Regions from separate parts of the Homo sapiens genome. Here regions 1, 3 and 4 are each linked to region 2. Evidence: chromatin contacts called from ENCODE Hi-C or POLR2A ChIA-PET data. All regions are on one chromosome and are shown on one strand. Each heading gives the region's core, a stretch centred on a gene start or an enhancer-like site at or near the end of the contact. The rest is flanking DNA. Distances are from core to core; before and after follow the strand shown.

Evidence for each region. Hi-C counts contacts between places; a loop is a spot of excess contacts on that map. ChIA-PET counts read pairs that join two places held with the same protein, here RNA polymerase II (POLR2A). Pooled maps may share reads with other maps.
Region 1: a loop to region 2 is called in a pooled map, with 7 times the contacts of the local background. The contact joins the promoter of ASH1L here to the promoter of CKS1B in region 2. A Hi-C loop is called at or near these places in 1 of 168 maps with a recorded cell type or tissue (PC-3) and 6 of 50 pooled maps. POLR2A ChIA-PET finds 5 or more read pairs at or near these places in 1 of 52 experiments (MCF 10A).
Region 3: a pooled map shows a loop between it and region 2 (10-fold over the local background). The contact joins the promoter of GON4L here to the promoter of CKS1B in region 2. A Hi-C loop is called at or near these places in 1 of 37 single-sample maps with no recorded cell type and 11 of 50 pooled maps. POLR2A ChIA-PET finds 5 or more read pairs at or near these places in 2 of 52 experiments (B cell and naive thymus-derived CD4-positive, alpha-beta T cell).
Region 4: a pooled map shows a loop between it and region 2 (2.8-fold over the local background). The contact joins the enhancer-like site here to the promoter of CKS1B in region 2. A Hi-C loop is called at or near these places in 1 of 50 pooled maps. POLR2A ChIA-PET finds 5 or more read pairs at or near these places in 4 of 52 experiments (PC-3, PC-9, Panc1 and 1 more).

Annotation. Positions count from the first base shown.
Region 1 is chr1:155,561,028-155,564,977 of GRCh38, reverse strand. ASH1L (ASH1 like histone lysine methyltransferase) reads left to right here and starts at 2,175. Exons shown (of 28, transcript NM_018489.3): 1 at 2,175-2,825. It overlaps ASH1L-AS1 (ASH1L antisense RNA 1), which reads right to left and starts at 2,936. Exons shown (of 2, transcript NR_147964.1): 1 at 2,692-2,936; 2 at 1,034-1,728. It also overlaps a transcript of MSTO1 not described here. RefSeq lists silencers at 666-960, 2,045-2,184, 2,235-2,384 and an enhancer at 1,589-2,156.
Region 2 is chr1:154,972,758-154,976,826 of GRCh38, reverse strand. It overlaps CKS1B (CDC28 protein kinase regulatory subunit 1B), which reads right to left and starts at 2,146. Exons shown (of 3, transcript NM_001826.3): 1 at 2,023-2,146. The coding sequence starts at 2,081. MIR4258 (microRNA 4258) reads right to left here and starts at 1,134; the gene lies at 1,044-1,134. It also overlaps a transcript of SHC1 not described here. RefSeq lists enhancers at 1,741-1,800, 1,901-2,050, 2,501-2,650 and a silencer at 2,321-2,410.
Region 3 is chr1:155,855,964-155,860,268 of GRCh38, reverse strand. GON4L (gon-4 like) reads left to right here and starts at 3,055. Exons shown (of 32, transcript NM_001282860.2): 1 at 3,055-3,122. It overlaps SYT11 (synaptotagmin 11), which reads right to left and starts at 702. Exons shown (of 4, transcript NM_152280.5): 1 at 474-702. The coding sequence starts at 507. RefSeq lists enhancers at 462-561, 752-861, 2,102-2,689, 2,976-3,175.
Region 4 is chr1:154,350,628-154,354,677 of GRCh38, reverse strand. ATP8B2 (ATPase phospholipid transporting 8B2) reads right to left here. Exons shown (of 28, transcript NM_001370597.1): 28 at 3,374-4,050. Among named protein-coding and RNA genes, the nearest start is that of ATP8B2, 27 kb to the right of the region's middle. Within about 2 kb of position 1,422, at least 26 of the 41 ENCODE cell types and tissues checked have a DNase peak (open chromatin) inside an H3K27ac peak, as active enhancers do.

The DNA of each region.
Region 1 (3,950 bases), core at 926-3,425, 590 kb before region 2:
GGCTAATTTTTTGTATTATTAGTAGAGACGGGGTTTCACTATGTTGGCCAGGCTGGTCTTGAACTTGTGACCTCGTGATCCATGCGCCTTGGCCTCCCAAAGTGCTGGGATTACAGGCGTGAGCTACCACACCCAGCCTCATTTCAATATTTCTGTGACTTGCTTTGCGCTAGCCTGTGATGCTTTATGTAAATTAAGTAGTAGACATAGTCCCTGTTCTCAGATAAAACAAGTTATTGGTAGCATAATACACTTGCACGCATGAAGCAACTAACAAAAGATCGGTAAACAAGTGGGCTCCATGAAAGTGTGGGACTTGGTTAGGAAAATATACAATGAGGTAATTAAGGCTGCTTTCCTCTTTACCTTAAAGAAACGAAACAAGTAAACAACACTTAATCCACGTATCCTAAAGGGGAAATTTGGGACTGTCTACTTGAATTTTGGAGGTTGCAAGGGCTTTTTATTTTTATTTTTTTCCCTCAGATGGAGTTTCGCTCTTGTTGCCCAGGCTGGAGTGCAATGGCACCATCTCGGCTCACTGCAATCTCCGCCTCCCAGGTTCAAGCGATTCTCCTGCCTCAGTCTCCTGAGTAGCTGGGATTACAGGCGTCCACCACCACGCCTGGCTAATTTTTGTATTTTTAGTAGAGACGGGATTTTGCCATGTTGGCCAGGCTGGTCTCGAACTCCTGACCTCAGGTCATCCGCCCACCTTGGCCTCCCAAAGCGCTGGGATTACAAGCGTTAGCCACCGCGCCCGGCCTTGCATGGGCTTTTGAACAGTCATTTCTGAATTACTTCCTGGATCCCCAGGAGTCCACAAATGTGAAGGAAAGGGAAACCCAAGTAGATCCTTCCGGTAATTTATTCTGCTTTACCCTTTAGGTAAAGGTAAAAACTACTAGATCAAGTAAACTTTGGAATTATTTGTGGACTTTAATCGTCCGTATTTCTGCTGCATTCAATTATCAAATATCAGTCAAGTGTTTTGAGAAACAAATATTCAGTAGCCACAGAAACCTAACAGGCCTATGTTTGCTTTGTTTTATTAACTCCTTGGAGGGACAGAACACTACCAATTACACCCACAAACGTTATCGACATCAACAGAACTGTAAATGACAACACGGCAATATTCTGCACTTTCCCTATGCCTAGGAGCTAATTCCACTTTACATATATTATCTTATTATTTCACACATTAACCCTGGAGGCATGTTTGGAGTTGCCTAATTTTTATGTACACTTTTTGATAAGGAACTAACAAAAATAACTTGCTGAAGGAAGAAAAGGGAGACTAAGTCCAGAACTGAATGAAAAGCACATGGTTTCTTCATCCTCCATCACCAGGCTGTCTAACGAGGCTGAAGAAGTACCATCCATGAGTAAGTGCGTCAAGGGCAAACAAACATCATCGCATATGGACAGTGGTGTGAAATTCGAGAAATCCGAGGAGGGTTAACAACAACAAAAAGCACACCACCACGCCGATCTTCCTCGGGTCCCAGGTTGGCAACTCAACGCCCGGGAGGAATCCCCCCGGAGGCGCGCCGGTCCTACTGGCCTCACTCCCTACCTCCTGGAGGTCCGGAGTCCCGCTCCTTTCCCTCAGCGGTACAATACCCGTGTCGGTCCATTCCCTCACCGTGAGTCGAGGACTAGTTCTCCTGACTAGGCGACCGGCACACACCGCCTGCGACCAGCTCCACAGCAGCGGTCCTGCTACTGCGAAGTAGGCTCAGGTCAACCGGCAGGAAACGACTCAACGCGCAGCCGCCGCGGCCTCCAACCACCGGTGGGCAGAGGGGCGCTAGGCAGTCCTCGATCCGCTCGCCGCGATCCGGCGGAGGAGGAGGAGCAGAGGGAGGCGAGCCGCAGCGCTGCGGCGAGGAGCCCAGGGAGGTAGGTTGTCGTGGGGCTCGGTCCGCCATTCTGGCAATTCCAGTCAAACGGCAAGCCCCGACCCGCTCGGCCCGTCCCTTCCTCTCCTGCCCCTGCAGCCGACAGGAATGGAACAGTCCCGCGGGGGGGATTGTGGGAGGCGCACGCGCGAGGGGTGGAGGGTGGTAGGGGGGGCTGGCGGCGGCGGCGGCGGCCGTGGCGGCGGTTGGTGGCCGTGGGGGCGGGGAAGGGGGGGGAGGAGAGAAGAGGAGGTGGAGGAGGAGGAGGAGGAGGCTTGGGCTTGCGCCGTTGAAGGTACGCGTGAGGGCCTGCGCCGGCGCCGGCTTGACAGGGCCTGAGGGGTAGTGAGGGACTGGACGAGGGGGTTCCTGTGGGTGAGCGCGTACGGGCTGGCTGGCGCGCGGGGCGGCCGAAGGTGGTGGTTGGTGGGAGCAGCCAGCGACGAGCCCGTAGACACTCGTACGCGTGCGGGCGGGCGTGCGCGCTACGCGGACGGAGTCGGGCGGAGCGGGGGACGGTGGGAAAGAACGCAAGGAGGAAGGAGTGGAAGGTTGAGGGGGGCGCTAGGCGCCCTTCGCTCCCTCCCTCTGGAGGAGCTGCCGCCGCCACCGCCGCCACTCTGCTGCTGCCGCCGCCGCCGCCGCCGCTCCCGCCGCCATTTTGGGTTCGCTTTGCGGAGGGGAGACGATCCCAGTCTCGGTTGCGGGACCCGCCTCCCCTCAGTTTGCCCCCTTTAGCCTTCCACCTTTCCCTTCTCCTCTCTCGCATTTCCGCCAGTCAGCTTACCCGCTGGCCGCCTCCTGACAAGCGGGAGGGATCCGCCGTGGACCCAGGGAAGCGGAGGAGCCTGGCGGCCACCCCCTCTTCCCCACTTCCCTGCACTCTCATCGCTCTCGGCCTCGGCCTCGGCCTCCGACACGGTGAGTAGAACGATTTGGGCCGGCATTCGGGCCTAAGCACTCTCTCAGCGATTGAATCCTGGGCTTTCTGGGAGCCACTGTCATCTCCCGGACCTGGATCTCTGAGAGAGCAGTGGTGAAGATGGGGGAGGGGAGAGCAGGGAGGGGGATCCTGAGCCTACCGGGAAGTCCCTCCAGGCGGGGTGAAGGGGTGTCCCTGACAGGCAGACTCCCGGAGGGGGCTGGGAAGTAAGCGAGTGGAGGCGGAGTCGGCTGTGCCCCTGACAGGTTAGTTTGTGTTTGTAGGCATGATCGGAGCCTCCCCCATAGTCCAGTTTGTGTGTGTTTAATTAAGGGATAAGAGTGGTCGAGGACACGATCTTGAGAGGGGATTTTACCTGTGTGACAAGGTCTGTGGTGTCCCTGCCGCGTTGAACGGTATGTGGGAACGACAGGATGATCTCAGTGTTGTAAGTTTAATAAATGTCACTGGTTAGTTTGTACATGGAAAGAGATGTTTTTGGTCTAGCAGACAGATGGTCTGTTGGTGTGTAGCGGCTGTGTTGGTGTGTGTATGTGAGGATGGCAAGTGTTTCCGTAAGAGTTTGCCTTTATTTGTGTAAGTGTAATGGAGTTCCCCTTATAAGTTAGCTTATTTCTTGAATAAATGTTGGGAGGTTCCTTGCAGGTTGATATGTGTGTGTATTTTAGGGATTGGGAGCCCCTAGTTACTTGTTGGGAAAGAGCGGCAATGGTAGTGTTCTGTACAGCATGTGTCTGTGAGGTCAGGGAGGGGAGAAACTTGGCATAGCCAGTTGTGGTCTTAAGAATAGTTTGTGCCTTTGGTTAGAGTGAGTTGTGTAAATGTGAAGGGCCAAAATATCTTTAACAGAATCATTACTACAAAGTTGTAAAGAATGGGTGGCCTTATTTGTTGTCGCGGGTTTATAGTAATAGTTTACAATACAATAAGAAAGCTCTTTCAGTTTTTTTGTGATACTGAATCTCTGTGAAAATGGTAGGATGCTTTCTTCCATTTTACAAAATAGGAAATTTAGGCATAAGGAGAGAACTTCTCCAAGGCCGCATGTTAAATTGGTGACAAAGTTGGAACTGTAACTCCCATATTTTCACTACTACTGCAGC
Region 2 (4,069 bases), core at 897-3,396:
AGTGATTCCCCACCATTCTCCTAAAAGAAAAAATTCTAGTCCAAATATAATGAAAATAGCTCACATTCTAACACCACCCTGGCACGAAATTTGGCTTCAATACATACACCAAAAAACCCCTCTTAAACCAAAGTGCCACTGCCAAGAGTTTCATCTTCCAGGGGATGAAATGGTGATTCCTTCCCAGCTCCACAAATCTCTTATAAGCACATACAGTTTTAAGTTAGTTTAGTTCAGATGTAGAGGAAAACAGCTGAGGAAAAGAAAGTTAATTAAAGGAGGGTCTGGAGCCGTCTTGGCATAAAGATGATTATGTATTTGTCAATGCACATCGAGTTCTCTGGAAGACCCAAAGCCCTGAACTAGGCTGGGTGAAGAGACACAAGAAAAGCAAGTTTTCATTTTATGTTCTCCAACTGAGGAGACAAGATACAAACCAGGAAGTGGTCTTAATTATTACAATTAATACAGATTAGCATAATGCCAACATTTGTGGAATCCTGTGTCTTCCCTTATTCCCAATCTAGATTATGCACTTAAAATTTATCAAGCCCGAATGCCACATCCAGTGCCAGGATTCCATCATCACCATCCTTGGCAGATGGCTATCCAGTGTCTTCTAAACAATTTCAGTCAAGAGGTGCTTCCTCCCACATACCTTTTTCTTAGAGTCTCATCTCAGGCTCTGCCCTCTAGGAAGCTTTCCCCAACATTCCCTCTTCCGTTTTTCCTCTCAGTATTTTAAGTTTCATGTTCAAGGGTACATGTGCAGGTTTGTTATATAGGTAAAATCCTGACTCGGGGGTTCGGTGTACAGGTTATTTCATCACCCAGGTACTAAGCATAGTACCCGACAGTTTTTTTTTTTCCTGAACCTCTACCTCCTCCCACCCTCCTCCCTCAAGCAGGCCCCAATGTCTGTTGTTCCCCTCTTTCTGTCCCTGTGTTTTTATCTCCGACATATAAATGAAAACACGCGTAGTTTACTACTGGTTTCGTTTTCAATGGTGGTGAAAGAGACATCACGCTGAATTGGCCCTTAGGACACTCCCCCGCCCCCAAACCAAGCCCAGGGAAGAAGACCGACCGAAAGTAAGAGGTCAGCCTCCAAGGCGGTGGCGGGGCGGGGGGCGTTCTCGAAGCGTGGGATGGGGGAGCGTCCTGGAGTTAGCAAAAGTAGGGGACTGACTTTCTAGCCCCACCTCAACCCCCGCTCACAGCTAGGAAGCCGCAGCCTTCGGGTCGCCAGTTCCCTCTCCTTAGCAAGTCTTGTGTGCTCCCATCACACCCTGTAATGGCTCCTTGCATAGCGTGTGTCACCTTTCTGGTGTCTGTCGGTACCACCCACAGATTTTTAAATTTGTGAACAGCAGAGACCATGTGTTATCCTTGCACTTTAGCAGAACACCTGAAACCTGTTAAGTATTCCGTAACTGTTCCCTTTGATATTTAAAGGGCATCTATTAGACCCATATTAAGTATTTTCTCAATGCTCCTAGCCAGTTTTATTCCATTGCAGTCCCAAGCGATCCCCTTCCTTACACAAGCCAGACAACCACGCCCCTTGTCTTTTTCACGAGTTAATAAGCAATATTCAACTCTCTCAGCGCTACTCTCCTGTTAGGGACGCCAGGAAACTTCCAGCTCCGCTTTTGCTACGTTCTCCCACTGGATTCGACAAGATTACTGTGAAACAGTCTCTACAAGGCAAGTTAAGTTTGCCCGATAAAGTTCAGAGAATGATCCAGAAAGCCTCATGGGTGAGGGTGGTCAGTACCCTAACCACGCCCACCCCTCTCTCCTCTCTACTGAGAGGCGACTCCAAATTCGCAACCACTTTGTTTTACGAGCGCCTCCCACCTCCGCGCATGCGCCTTACGCCTTCCACAATATCACACCATTGCCCGTTCGCACCTCGTACGCATGCGCCAATTCTATCGCCTCAGTTCCTGTTACTAATTCCTTGTGCCCTCAGCGGCCAAAGCTCACGACCCTCGCTATTGCTCCCGCGCCAGCACTAACCGATACTCAAACTCCTCGTCGTCGTATTTGTCCGAATAGTAAATTTGTTTGTGCGACATGATCGCTCGGTTTGCTAGCCTTCAGCCCCGCGCCGCCAACCTCCAAGCAACTCCCAACAGCACGCGCTCCCACCCACTTTGGCCTCGCTTTCAAACACGCCGCCCGCACTTCCTATTGGTCCGTTTGGCTCGAGGCGGGACACCTCTACTTTCAAGCCTCCGATTGGCTTAGATTTACTTCTCTTCGGATCCTTATTGGAGGGCAGTTCTCACGCTTCTCAAGAACGAGCGTGGGTCAAAAGTAGGCGTCTTATTGGCCACCACTGCCTTTGTGCGCGATCTCGCGCTGCCATTGGCTAACTCGGGAAAGTGGGAAGCGTGAAGGAGGGACCCTGAGGTAGAGGGTCAGGGGTTAGTGAGGCCGGAAGTGAGTGTAATAAAGTTTCTCCAGGGAGGCAGGGCCCGGGGAGAAAGTTGGAGCGGTAACCTAAGCTGGCAGTGGCGTGATCCGGCACCAAATCGGCCCGCGGTGCGGTGCGGAGACTCCATGAGGCCCTGGTGAGTCTTGACTTTTTTCTCCTTAGGTGACTCACTCTTTCACCCCGGAACCCCTCTCCCGGGACCCCACTTCCGGTCTTCATTTATAAGTCCCGCCCCTGAGACCCCTCTCCCCGGAAGTCCCACCTCCCAACTTCAGGGGGCTCCCCCGAACCCCGACTTGATTTTTATTTTTTGTCTCCGACCCCACCCTGTCGCCCAGTTTTTCTGGAAGTCCCCACCCCCCGACACGTTCCAAGCCCTACTACGAGAAACCCTTCGTTACTCCTTCCATTCTCCGAAACTCCGCCTCCTAGCAACGATCCTCGGCTAACTCCTGTCAAAAGGCCTATCTCCCAAAAGGGCAAAACCCTGCTCTTCAAAGAACGATTCGAATTTGTTGAAGCTCCGCCCCTCCGAAGCCACGCCCCCTCCGTAATCCACGTCTGACTGTCCAGAAAGCCTCCCCGCCCAGAAGTCTGAAGTTCGCGTCCTTAGGGGACCACGCCCCCTTAGGAGCTTTATCTTTGTGGGACCTGGGTCATCAGCTGAAAAGCCTTGTCGTCAATCCCTGAAACTCCACCTGCTTATATTTTCCTGTCCTTTCTCTTTTTGGGCCTTGGGATCAGTTTTCCGAGCACTCTCGTGCTCCCCCAGGTGGGAAGTCAAAGTTCCCATCTCTGGCTGTAAGGAGTGAGATTAAAGGCAGCCGTTTTCCGTTTTCCTTTCTATCTTTTTTTTTTTTTTTTTTTTTTTTAAGACGGAGTTTCGCTCTTATCGTCCAGGCTGGAGTGCAATGGTGCGATCTCGGCTCACTGCAACCTCCGCCTCCTGAGTTCAAGTGATTCTCCTGCCTCAGCCTCCTGAGTAGCTGGGATTACAGGCGCCCACCACCACGCCCGGCTAATTTTTGTATTTTTAGTAGAGACGGGGTTTCCCCATGTTGGCTAGGCTAGCCTCGAACTCCTGACCTCAGGTGCTCCACCCTTATCAGCCTCCTTAAGTGTTAGGATTACAGGCGTTAGCCACTGCGCCCGTCCCCGTTTTCCTCTTTCTTAACCTCCTCCAAGGGTAGAACTATTTGAAAGGGCTGAACGTGGGGTTTGGCACGAGAGGGAGAGAGAGACTTGCCCTCAGACTCCCAGCCTCACTTCCTGGCTTTCCCTTCCCAGGACCAACCTCATCCCAGAAGTAGCTCTAGGCCTTCCTAGACATAAGTGGATAAGACCATGGATTTGTTGGTGTGTGGCATGTGGGTGTGACATGAGCAAAAGTTTTCTACTACCAGAAGAACGGTAGTTTGGAGTGGGGGTAGATAATAGTGCTCTTTTTGTTGTTTGATTTTTTTTTTTTTAAGGGACAGTTCAGTCGCTACTTCTCTGTCTCTTCCCCTCCCCCTAACCAGAGTTCTTGTCTGGGCATTCCTCCTGGCCCCGTTTGCCCAGCCTTCCCTGCTGGAAACATTCCTGAGGCTTTCGCCATTTCCTGCCACTTCCCGCCCCTGTCCCCTC
Region 3 (4,305 bases), core at 1,806-4,305, 880 kb before region 2:
CACGGCCCACAGTCTCCAAGCTGCCATCTTGATGCCCCATCCCCCTTGTCACTTCCCTCCCCCGCAGCCCTTAGGAATGGGAGGGGGAGGAAGGGGCACCGCCCTGTGTGCCCCAAGGGGGAGGGCTTGGCCTACCCCACCTCTCCTCCCCCAGAAGGAGGGGTTCACATCCTCCGCACGCTTGCTGTTTCTCACCTCCAGCAGTGCTGACAGTGCACCATACAAGGTTTTAGCATCCTGGACTTCCCCACCCTCGGTGTGGCTCAGGCCCTGCCAGTCCCTGCAGCCCATAGCTCAAGTTCATGCACTGTCAACTGCCCACTACCCACTACCCACCACCACAGGCCCGATTTTAGTGGGGCTGGCATTTTGAAGGCTCTGGTCTGGGCTGCATTCTCTGCCCTGCCGCTGGGCCCCCTTGGCCTTGCAACCATTCTGACCACCTCAAGCTTAGTTTTCCCGAGTCTACTTACCAAAGCTAGGTCGGATATTGGTGATCTCAGCCATGTCGTAATCAGAGGCTGTTGCTATAACGTTTTTGCAATGGTGAGACAGCTCTGGGAACCCTCGGTCAGTACCGAGGCAGCAGCTGTAGAGCTCTAGGTCAGGGAAGGGGGAAGGTATCCAGCGGACGCCTCCTGCGACGGTCCGGCCCCTAGTTGTCAGCTGCGCTCAGCTCTTAAGATGCTCCGGGGATGCGCTGAGCTAAGGATGCAGGTGCAGTCAGACTGGTCCTGATGAGAGGTAGGCTCCGCCTTCTTCCGAATGGTCCTCGGAAGAAGACTCCGCCTCTTCCGAATGGTCCTCGGAAGAAGACTCCGCCTCTTCCGAAAGATTACGGAAGTCAGCCCTCGCCCCCTTCAGGAAGCTCTCCCGGAGGGGACTCCTCCCACCGCCGAGTTTTCCCGAGAATGAGGCCGCGCCCACTGACGCGCTGTGGTTCCAAAACGAGAAAGTACTGAAGGGTAAGAAGCATAGGTAGATTATTATATGAAATCCTCTGATTTCAGTTTTCTGGGCTTTAATACAGCAGCAAAATGTTCTCGGTCCTGAGTTCCAGAATTTTGGGAAAATAAAATTCTGTACTGCCTGGATTTCAGTATCGACTGCCATCATTATGCATTTCTGAGACCGCTAAAGGTTATTACAGAACTTTTTTTTTTGGCTTATATTTCACAGTGGATGGAAACTGTCTTAAACCTCAGAAACTCTGATGAAAGACCAAACCTGGGGATGGTTGCACAACTCTGAACATTTACTAATTTTAAAAAAACAGCCGGGCACGGTGGCTCATGCCTGTAATCCCAAACCTTTGGGAGGCCAAGGCGGGCAGATCACTTGAGGTCAGGAGTTCGAGACCAGCCTGGCCAGCATGGTGAAACCCCCATCTCTACTAAAAATACAAAGATTAGCCGGGCGTGGTGGCACACGCTACTTGGGAGGCTGAGACACGAGGATCGCTTGAGCCCAGGAGGTGGAGGTTGCAGTGAACCGAGATCGCGCCACTGCACTCCAGCCTGGGCAACAGAACAAGACTCCGTCTGAAAAAAAAAAAAAAAAAAAAATTTGGTTGTACACGTAAAACAGATGGATATTGTGGTATGCAAAGCTGTTTAAAAAAAAAAAAAAAAACAACTAATGAAAAGTGCCAAAGTTAATCAGTGTTGAATTTTTTTCATGAACCTCAAGTGCTTAGGGTTTCGTATGAGAGAGGCCAAACCGAAAGATCTGTGTATTCTGTAGGTCAAAGAACAACACACATGAAACTCCGAGCTTCTGGAGTCTTCCTTGGTATTTGGGAGAGTTGGTGTGATTCAGGTTAGTCAGACTACTGCCATGTTTGCATAAATTTCAACCTTCATTTTGGCTGTGGATAATTTCATCCGTTGGATTCTGTTTACAGATAGGATTAGTTCAAATGTATAAATTTGTGTTGGTGGTTTACCTGTAAAATGAGGGGGTTGAAAGTATTTTTCCACCTTTTGACATTCTGTTTTTTATTATTTTTTTAATCTCCGTGGATTCCAGACATTGTTTTTCTAGAAAAGTGGAAATAACATCATTTTAGAAGTCATTCATTCATTCGCTCATTCAAAAAGCACGTATTGAATTATTGAACATCTGTTACACCCCAGGCAGCCTCCTGGACACTGGGTCAATGCATTATTAGCTAGAGTTAGGAGACTTAATACCTGATTCTCCTTGATAGCTGTCTGTGTACCGTTGTGAAATCACCTACTCAGATGAGCCAGAACTTTGTCCTGTGCAAACTGGAATATGATATAATAATCTTACAGTCTATTGTGGAGACCAAGTCACCTAAGAAAATGTGAGAGCATTTTGTAAAATGCAGAATATTGTACATATATGAATAATTACTATAGCCTGAGTCCAAGAGTGCCTTAGTTTTAATCAGGAGCCTGCACTATTTGTAATTTAGAGACTTCTTTTTCTGGCATTTTATGACTTCTTCAGTCCCTTGGTCCTGTGTTCCAGGTGACTCGTAGTGAGAAAAATTAGTTGTTAATCTTTTTTTTTTTTTGATACAGAGTCTCACTGTCGCTCAGGTTGGAGTGCAGTGGCACGATGCCGGCTCACTGCCACCTCCGTCTCCCGGGTTCAAGCGATTCTCCTGCCTCAGCCTCCGGAGTAGCTGGGATTACAGGCGTGCGCCACCACGCCCAGCTAATTTTGTATATTTAGTAGAGACGGGGTTTCACCATGTTAGCCAGGGTGATCTCGAACTCCCGACCTCAGGTAATCCGCCCGCCTCCGTCTCCCAAGGTGCCGGGATTACAGGCGTGAGCCACCGCGCCTGGCCCCCAAATTAGCTGTTAATCTAAACCACTGAATCTTAACCTCAGTTTTGAGTAGGATAACTCCATGGGCAGAGAAAGCTAAGTAGTGCCTTTAAATTTTTTTGCCAATAACTGACGCACTAACGTTGTGGCTTCACTCTGCCCTAAAATGGGATGGCGCATAGTGTTAGGCGCATGCTCCTTGATGCACTGCGGCGCGGCGCTCCGAGGCTCGGGGACGCGCACGCAATTCGCTGTTGTTGGCTGACTTCCGGTGGTGCCAAAGCCGTTTCCGTGGAATCAGGCCGGCTGGTGAGGGTACAGGTTTGTGTGTGGTGGGGTGGGAAGAGGCAGGTGGGAGCTGGGACACCTGGACGAACGATGTCCAGGTTGAGAAGGTCGGGTCTGAGGGTGGGCGCTGGGTGCGTGGCGGAAGTTAAGGGCGTGAAGTCCAGTGTCTAGTTGGGAATGGGGACTGGAGCCAGCCCTGGGCACCGAGGTGGAAGCGCGGTTAGGACCCCTTTTGAAAATGTTTTCCTAGGAGAGGGCCGTGCCGGGGCTGCCTCCACATTGGCATTCATTCACCCTGCTGGTCCGACTTGGGTTCCCAAAAAAGTGGATTCTGTCGAGCTACTGCTGTGTTTGAGGTGCCTGGAGCTGAAGTAGCTGTCTTTCTTTCCTTCTTTTTCTTTCTTTCTTTTTCTTTTTTTCCCCTTTTTTTGATCTCAGTAATTATCTGTGAAATAAAAGAGCTGCCCTGGCTACTCCCATTCTATTTCTTATAAGGTCACCACCATCTCTCACAGGAATCAACGAAATCTTCATGTTTTATTGAGCTTTAGTTACTGAGTTTTAATTACATCAGTTGATTGAGGGGATGGAGAATCTCCCCTAATGTCTTGGAGAAACAGAAGGGAGGTTTAAAACTAACTGTAGGTCGGGCGCGGTGGCTCACGCCTCTAATCCTAGCACTTTGGGAGGCTGGGGCGGGAGGATCGCTTGAGGCCAGGAGTTTGAGACCAGCCTGGGTAACAAATCGAGACCCCGTCTCTACAAAAAAAAAAAAAGAAAAAAAGTCGTTGAGGGTGGTGGCAAGTGCCTTGTAGTCCTAGCTACTCGGGAGGCCGAGGCCAGAGGGTCACTGGAGCCCAGGAGTCTGAGGCTGCAGTGAACTAGGATCTTGCCACTGCACTCCGGTCTGGGCAACAGAGCGAGACCTTGTCTCTGGAAAGAAAGAGAGAGAGAGAGAAAGAAAGAAAAGAAGAAAGAGAAATCTAACCTTAGACGCTTAGAGTTACAAATAACTTTTATTTTTCAGTTCTCTAGTTCAGGCTTTCATCTAGTACTCTGATAAGTGGACATTCAGGCTTCGCTTGAACATTGCCAGTGATCTAACACAAGGCGGCTTATTCTATTATTGGATCTATTTATGACAGTAAAGTTTTCCTGGGTAATAAGATGCCTTTTTTTTTTTTTTTTTTTTTTTTTTTTGACAGAGTCTCCCTCT
Region 4 (4,050 bases), core at 173-2,672, 620 kb after region 2:
CCGCAGAGCCCAGTGTTTAGTACATCTCCATCAATGGCTTGCTTCCTCTGAAGTAGAGACTGCAGTGGGTAGTCCTGGTGCTTTATCAGTGAGTCCCTCCCTCATGCTCTGCAGGGTGGCTACAGTGGGAGGCTGCAGCTGCCTACCTAATCTGAGCACTCTGGTCTCTCCAGTTTCTCTTTTGGGGCCAAGGAAAGTGACATTGAACCTTTGTGGCAGAATTTCTTTGTGTTTTGAGTCCCAACCTAGATGGCCCCGCTTTGGGGACAGAAATATGGCTGTCGTGACCCTGCCTGGGTCACAATCACTGGGAAACAGTGGCTCAGGACATTGCAGCTTAATCATTTCATGCTCCACATCAAAGAAGATGAAATATATGATTTACAGTGTGGTGGCCCCAGAGCAGAGGTTGTAGGGTTTTCTCCAGGACATGTGTGTCTGGCTTTGGTGACTGGTGAGATCGCGTGCTGCTCACTGAAATAGAGGATGCGGGAGGAGCAACAGGTGTTGGGAAAAACAATGTTCAGTGTGGGGTATGTTGAATAACAGGTGGTGGTGGGTCGTCCTAGTGGAGAGGTCCAATGGATAATTGAATACAAGGGTCTGGAGCGTGGAGTGGAAGGAAGAAGTCCAATCTAGAGGTGAACAATGGTGACTCTCCATTTAATTGTTAAATCTTACTTGTTTAAACAAATCTTATTTAAACCATGGGTTTGCATGGGGACCTTCAAGGACCCTGCACAGAAGAGAAAAGCTTAGAGCCAAGTATGGAGTCCTGGGGCATGGTGGGAAGAAGAACAGAGGAAGGAGCTCCAAGGAAGGAGACAGAAGGATCAACCAGAGAGGCAGCAGTTAAACCAAGAGAAAGTGGAACAAAGTCAGCAGAGGGCAGAGTTTCAAGGAGAAGGCAGCCAACACAGTCAAATGACTAAGAGATTGCAAGTCAGATCAGACCTGGAAATGCCTTCTGGACTTGGCCAACATGAAGGTCAAAGGTGATTTTAGTGAAAGCATTTCAGGGACTGGTGAAGGAGATGCCAGATTACAGGCAGTGGAAGAGATAACAGAGAGGCTAATGGGAGGGACACAGACCACAACAGAGTTGATAGGGGTTAGGGGTCAGGTGAGGGGGAAGAAAACTGAGCAGGCTAATTTGGGGAAGGAAAGAATCAACGGAGAGGGAAATGAAGGCAGGGTCAAGAGAAGGTCCTGGTGAAGGACAATGGAAGGTGCAGTGGTGGGAGGAGGGGAGGGGCGGGGCCACAGGGAGCGGGACAGGAGAGTCCAGCCTCCCCAGGCAGGGGAAAGGAAAGGGGAAGGCCGGCGTGCCTGTGCGCAGTGAGATTTGTAGTTGAGAGGAAAGCCGCAGAAGTTATTTGCTCCGTGAAGTAGGAGGCAGCACCATCTGCTGAGGGCAGGGTGGGAGGCGGTGGCAGGAGTTGAGGGAGGGGCAGGAGAATGAGGTTCCCAGCGTCTCCTCGCCGTGCAGAGGCGCCTGCGGAGGGAGCCCGGGCAGCTGCCGCTCCTCTTGCTCCGTGGTTGTGTGCTGCCCTTCAGCATTCCACAGCTCACCCTGGGAGACGCTGGGCTGACCCAAGGCTGGAATGTTCCGGGGCAAAGCGACGAGTACCAGACCACGGGCTCCGGGCTGGATTGGGAAGCAAGTAAGGGTTCACATATGGAAGCAAGCGACCAGGAGGAAAGGGAGGGGCCGTAGTTTTCGCTGGGAGCACAGATGGAAGCGGGAAGAACTGAAGAATATGGATGGCCAAATGCTGAATGAATTGTGAGAGTTCAGAGGTGGAGCTCCTCCCGACGGCAGTGGGCGCCCATGGGTGTGTGCTGCTTTAGTGGAGTGGAGAGGAACGCCCTTGGAGATAAGCAGGCTCAGTGGAACAAAGCTGCGGTATCGGACAGACTTCACCTCCACGCACTCAGAAAAGGCACTAGGACGATGGGGACCTAGGGGCTGGAAGCCACTCCCACAGGAGCCCAGGTGCTCAGTCAGCGCAGGGAAGGAAGACCAGGGATGCCTGCGGCAGAGGGGAGAAAACGGGGAGCCCGAGTGCCCGGAGCCTCCGTGGAGGCGTGTGTCTATATCGCGACGGAGAAAACGCGTCCCCAAGAGGCAATGAAAGTTAAAATGACATTGGCCCTGCCCCTCAGACACACATAATAGGATCCTGGGTGCAGGAGAGCCAGGGTCAGCGAGAGGAGCCAAGGAAGACATTCCCAGTGGCTGAACAGACCCCCAACGGGAGGCCAGCGCAGTGCTGAAGACCTGTCTTGTGGGAGGGGTGGACTTGGGGCCTCACCAGCCTCAAGGGATTAAGGCTTCTTTCTGTGTTTCGGGGGTGGGGGCACTGAAGCCAGATGCCACTTGCTGCCCAAAGCTCAGGGTTCCAGACAGACCCCAAAGAAAGGCTTGTGTGGACTGGACAGCCTCTCCCTGGGTGGAGGTGGGTGTCAGGTGGTGTTCCTGGCGGTCTGTGGCGGGATTCCCGCCAGGGGCCGTTTCTCCTGAAGAGGGAAACAGATCTTATCTTCACATCTTCCCCCCATACACCCTCCGCTCCCCCACCCTTTTTTTTTTTTTTTTTAATACAGGCGGGGTCTCCCCATGTTGCCCAGGCTGGTCTTGAACTCCTGGGCTGGGCTCAAGTGATCCTCCTGCCTCAGCCTCGCAAAATGCTGGGATTACAGGCATTGAGCCACCACACCCAGTCTACGTTTTTGAGAAGGATTGTTCCATAACTGAAGACTGGCTGGGTCAGGGGGAAATTAGCCTGCGGGTGGGGCTGGATCATGCTGATATTGGCCATCGGCGGAGGAAGCTATACTTCTTTCTCCTCAGGCCAGCACTAACCCTGGCCCTGACTCCTAGGACCCCATCCTCATCCGCCCTCCCTTCCCTGGAGGAAAGCTCCCTTTAATATAAGACTTTAGCTTCCTTGATACTCACTTGAGAAGCCAGGAAGATGTGAGGCATGCGGAAAAGCGCAGAGTTAAAAAACAAAACCTTACAATATTTACCAGGTACTTTCCCTACACACACATCCATCTGGCGTGTGTTAGGGATGACAGGTTGGCCTGCGTTTGGAGAAAGGTAAACAGCTCAAGGTCCTAGGCACCCAGCCAAAGTCCATACGATATGCCGCTCAGTACCACCCACTGCCCCGTCTTCATCTTCAGCTGAAACTCAGATCCCGGGAGGTCTGCAAATGGATGAGGTGCTATCCCACACCAGTCAGATTCCAATTTGTCCAAGATATCCCAGATCTACCCACTCAATTACATTTAAGAGACAGTTTCTGTCTTTACTTTCACCACCAGTCTTGGTTAAACATCAGAAAAGAGACAAATTACACACTTCTCAGAAATTGAAATTTTATAAAAAGGCATTTTTCTCTTATATCCATAAAATGATATAATTTTTGCAAGTATAGAAATGTGTCATAAATTATAATGTTCCTTAATTACAGCTCAATGCAACTTGGTACTTTCTTCCCTCCCTAAAAAACGAGAGAGAACCAAAAAATAATATATATATATATAACTGTATATATATATTTATATAATATAGACAAACAAAATATGAAAAAAAATCATTTCCTCTTTGGTATAAAAATCAGACTCTCACCTTGAGAGACACACAGACAGACATGATACTGGGTTTGTAAACTGTGTGGCCAAAAGGGATTTCCCTGCCAAGACTTCCCCTCTCCCATTCCCTGCCCACCCGCCCCCACCTCACTGCAGCCCATCCAGTTCCTTTGGGGCTCCCATATGGAACATTTAAAATCCCCCTACCCACTCCCAGCTCCAAACCATTCCTGAAGAATCCCCCGACCCACTATCAAAGAAGAGGAAAGGATTCTTCTCAAGGCTGATTAGGTAGCGACTAACTTGGGAAATGCCTTATTTAGGGAATAGCTTCATAGGTGTGGATGAAGTAAAGGACAGGCTGTGGCCAAACTCTGACAGTGTCCCATCCAGACCAAGCCAGGCACTGGCCTGGGCCTGGTTTTGCCCTTATCCTCCTCTACTACC